Regions from separate parts of the Homo sapiens genome. Here region 2 is linked to region 1. Evidence: chromatin loops called from intact Hi-C (ENCODE). Cell type or tissue: PC-3. All regions are shown on one strand.

The links. A loop is a pair of places that touch in the nucleus more often than their neighbours do. Peaks named below come from ENCODE experiments on the same cell type or tissue, not always from the same donor. Only the 100,000 strongest peaks of a DNase experiment are listed, where the experiment ranks them.
Region 2: it touches region 1 in a loop (23-fold over the local background); 70 of 110 quality-filtered maps call a loop at or near these places.

The regions. Positions count from the first base shown.
Region 1 is chr12:47,031,543-47,034,042 of GRCh38, forward strand. No RefSeq gene overlaps it. Among named protein-coding and RNA genes, the nearest start is that of PCED1B, 47 kb to the right of the region's middle. In PC-3, a CTCF peak has its summit at 1,218 (motif pointing right); DNase peaks (open chromatin) are centred at 1,229 and 2,429; H3K4me3 peaks cover 139 bases; H3K27ac peaks cover 896 bases.
Region 2 is chr12:47,685,434-47,687,933 of GRCh38, forward strand. It overlaps RPAP3 (RNA polymerase II associated protein 3), which reads right to left. Exons shown (of 17, transcript NM_024604.3): 8 at 2,443-2,500; 9 at 1,347-1,474. Among named protein-coding and RNA genes, the nearest start is that of RPAP3, 19 kb to the right of the region's middle. In PC-3, a CTCF peak has its summit at 1,402 (motif pointing left); no DNase peak of the experiment used is centred here.

The sequences.
Region 1 (2,500 bases):
CTTACCCAATCCTGAACCCCATTTTTAAAGACCCACCTGAAATCACACTTTCATTTTCCAATAAGTTGGGGTTTCTTCCCCCCACTCGGAAACAATCCCAAAGTTTGTGAGGTGGTGCCCACCCTTACCAAGGTAAGTAATAAACTATGGTTTGTCTTGTCAGTGGGTTATGTTGGGGTCAGTGGTTAAGCTCTTTGGGGAACCAGCTTTTGACAGCTCCAAAATCTTGCATTCAGAAGTCTGTAACTATTGAAAGGAGAAGTCTGTACCTGTGAACCAAAAACATGTGAGACAGGTCTCAATCAATTTAGAAAGTTTATTTTGCCAAGGCTAAGGACACACTTGTGACACAACCTTGGGAGGTCCAGGTGACAGGTGCCCAAGGTGGTTGGGGTACAGCTTGGTTTTATAGATTTTAGGGAGACATGAGACATCAATCAATATGTGTAAGATGTACATTGGCTCAGTCTGGAAAGGCGGGATAACTTGTATAGGGGGCTTCCAGATCATACGTAGATAGGAGACAAATGGTTGCATTCTTTTGAGTCTTTGATCAGCCTTTCACTGAATACACAATCTGCATGTGAGACTCGGGTAGAGGAATAGTTACTTAAGCCTTAGTCTGGCTCAATGAATCTGTATTTTATAGGTGAAGGAGGTATATAGCTTTTAAAAATCTTTGTAGTTATCTTACTTAGAAATAAAATGGGAGGCAGGTTTGCCTGATGAAGTTTCCAGCTTGACTTTTCTTTTTGGCTTAGTGATTGGGGTCCTGAGATTTATTTTCCTTTCACAACCTTAAAATCATCAGACACTGCATAAATGTGAAGGCCTAGGCTGATTTTTTTTTGAACTGGATATTATGAAAGATACAAAGGTTGAGGCTATAAACTTCAAAGCTGCCAGGATAGACTAAAACTTCATAACCAATCCACAAGATGCCAGCATTCCATCAGTGCTCAAAAATCCAAGAACGCACATGGGTCATTACAGTGTTCATGTTATTTGAAAGGAAATGCAAATATGGTAACATTTCATTTGGAAAAAGAAAAAGAATATATATGAACTACCACAAGTTTTCCAATATCTGTCTTTAAACTCCTAAGAGCTAATATGTAACAAATTTAAAGAGAGAATATTTGGTGAGAGAAGGTGGGGGTTTTCCTATTCAGCTTAATGGTAATTTTTAGAATTTCCTATTCAAGAAGCCACTAGATGGCCCTAAAGCCCACCTTTATCAAAACACACACACAGAGAGCTGGCAAGACGAAGAAGAAAAAAATTTAGCCATTTGCTCATAAGTTAAAACTGAAAAAAGATAATTCATACAAAGACATAAGGTCTATCCTGTGTTTACTTAAGGTTTTAAGAAAATCAAGTTTTGCTACAAAACTTGGAGCATTTTTCTTTCTGGGAACATATAAGTACATATCATAATAACCAACTTCTCTACAACATGCATGATTTTTGATGGTGCTAATATACTAGTGGTTAGATTTTCCAAGATTGATCGAATTATTAGAGCTTCTAAGCAGAAATTACATAGTAAAGAAATCCAATACATAAGAAATAGTGAACTTGAGTGAGATTACAACTCAGCTGAGTTGTTTGATCAGCATAAGAAACAGTACTACACAGCCTCTTTCACAACCATGTGCTGACATAGTGCACAGAGTGTTCCTGGCTCCCGTGGCCTCCCGTATCCTACCCTGGCACTTCCATTCCTCACTGGTTCCTGCGTTTCTGTCTGCCGCTCTGCAGGGACAAGGACTGTGGCTCTCTTGTGCAAGGTTACCTCTCCATCACCTATTGTAACTGGTCATTGGAGCATTTCTGGCATGCCAGTGCCAACTATAGTGTGCTTAAAACATATCCACCAAAGTTTTACACCGTACTTAGAAGTGTTCCATGTTATTTGTATTTAGAGCTATAAATCAGTTGATTTATTCAAATCAGAAATACAAATGAGATAAAGGGACAAAGTTCCACAATTCTGCTGATTCAAAGTAAAAATAAGGTATTAGTCCAGGTAGAGTGGAAAGCACAAATTCATCAGCAGTAACAAGTGGAAGCCAGGCGTGTCCATGAGAACAGTGGAAGTCTCCTGGGAATTAGGAGACATCTTGGAGAAGACAGTGGGTTTTTCCACAGGGCATAAAATGGGTATTCAAGCCAATCTGATTAAAATCTTCAGAGGCAAAAGACCCTAGCAGACCCAAAGTTATTATATAAGCATTTTAAAATAGAAACTGCATAGAGAAGTGGCAGCTGAAATACAAATGACAAAAAGCCTTTGGGTAAATTGGCTCAGGAGCTTTGTGATGCTAAAGAAAATGGAATCAGCCACAGGCAACAGAGAAGGCAGATGGGGAAAGACACAGTCCTGAGGAATAACCTTTGCAAGCACATCTGCGACGTGACACAGCCACTGAACATTCCCTGAATACAGCCGATAAGATCAAGAGCGAGCATTTCTTAATCAGTCATTGCTCTAGAGTCT
Region 2 (2,500 bases), 650 kb after region 1:
CTCAAAATATTGCTTATGCTCACCACTATTCAGAATTACAGTAAAAATTTAACCTGTTGCTTATTTGCATGTGATTGCAGTGTCTGGTTTATAGATACTCTTGTGACAAGGCTGGCAACTGTTGGGCAACTCTGCCCTAGTAGTTATTCAGAAGACAAAGAGCTAAGGCATGTGTTATCACATTGGAAATCTAATCATCTACGTTGCTTCAGGTATTCCCTATCCACACTTGCTTGTTGATCAGTACGTGGAAGATGTGTCGAGGATCATCCCAAAATTTGGTGTCCTTACTGAAACCTTACAATCATGTCTTTAAAATTTTTTTAACATTAACTTGTCTGTATTTTAAATGTAGTTTCAAATACAGTACAATCACATGCAAATAAGCAGCAGGTTAAATTTGTACTGTAATTCTGAATATTGGTGAGCATAAAATACAGCACTTGCCTGTATTTTAAATGTAATTTCTCATTTTGAGGTGTGTTAATAAAAAATCAAATATACTACTATATCACAATTTTTAATATTTTCAAAACTATATTTTGATATAATTGGTTTCCTTTGTAATCCTAGTTGTACAGTTAAGCATTTAAAAATATCCTGAGAAGCGTTCAACATACAGCTAAAGGGGAATTCATGGCACTGAAGAAGTTTCGAATTCCTATTTATACTATTTACAGGCTTTTTAAAATTCTGGCATTAGTCTGTAAAGTATAACAAGAGAAACAAAGTCTAAGTCTAAGTTTCTGCCATCGGATATAATTCTACTGATTGTCCAACTTGGGCACAACCAGAAAAAGCTGGTTAATATAGGATCAAATGTTTGTTACATATGTTATTAATCAGCAGTTTCAATGACAGCAGTTCTCTTTTGTTATACATGTATGTATATAAAACATTTCCAGATAAGACTTTGCCCAAGGGGCTCTGAAGTGAAAAATAATTTTTAATCAAGATCCAGAATACTATACATAAAGCGACTAGAGAAAAACTGGTAAACTGTGTAATGCCAGACTTAAAAGCGGGAAAATATTAACAAGAACATCTACTGAATACACACCTTGTGCCTGGAACTATGTATACCACAGGTACATAAACACACACATACACATACACACACACACACACACACACACACACACACTACTTTTCCCCTCTCATTTCACTTTAATTTAAATGCTCAAAAATACATAAATTAAATTTTAACTTACTTAAATTTACCATAAATTGGCATGTGAGCTAACCTAACACGCCATAATTGGCATGTTAGGTAACTTATGGTAAAAATTTACCAATTTATTGTAAATTTTTATCCTGAACAGCACTAAAATGTAACCAATACTTACTTCTGAATCTTCAGATAGGCCATAGCTCTGTTAGCTGGAAGAAGGGCATTAGCACCATCTGCTGCTATCCCTCGAGTATAGCATTCAATTGCTCTTTCATATTTCCCCTCTTTGAAAAATCCATTCCCCTGTTATTTTGTAGAGAGATATGGAGAATAAAAAAAAAATTTCAAAAAAAATAAATGAATTCAAATCTTATGAAACACTGCAAGGATATTCACCAACAGTATTTCAAGAAAGAATATTGTTAAAAATCTGGCCCATGAGACACGTTTTAAAATCTGTTGGTTTGGGTTGTTTCTTTTTTAATGGCATTATTCTCTTTTCAGTACTAAAAAGGAAAAACATGTATACTACATTACTTTGCAGCATTCACTATTATTCCATTAATTACATATTACGCAAAGCTTAAATTTAAAAACCTATTTTAACAAAGGTCCAAATAATATACTGTCTTAAGTTACATTAGAAGCTGTACAAAAGGACTTCATAACTCAAATAAATTTTGTGAAAGAATACAGTACCAGAATTATAAAGCCCACTCTTCAATAACTTTAATATGCCCAAATATAAGATAAATTCAGCTGTATTGGAATTTGTATACCTGATTTCACTATAACATTTACTTATAATCAGTCAAATATCACAATCAATAATCATTTCATAAATATTTATTAGGAATCCTCTGTGGGTCCAGGAAAGGCAATAAATAAACTAAACCTCAACTCATGATTAGTAGAGGAATTTCAATCAGAAACAGTCCAGTGTGAATTAATGAAAAAAGTACATTATAAGAATGGATTGTAATTAACTTCTATGTTAAATTTATAACTATGTATATGTAAATATATAAAACATTCAAAAGTAGTTTCCTAAACTTAAGTGTTTCTATAGTTATTTTTTTAATTTATATATAAAGTCATCAATTACCCAAATTTTGAATTAGTAGGTCCCAGAGGCTTTAGTGCATTTAATTCCCAATTCCTACTCAAGCAAAACTTTAATATTAGAGAAGAAAGAAATTAACTGATATACAAGAAATAAATCAACACTCAGCAAAACATATACATTGTACGTTGGAATAGCTTTGGATTACCCGATCTTTCTCTGAAATGGCCTGCTGCTTATTCTGTTGTGCTTCAATTTGCTTTCGC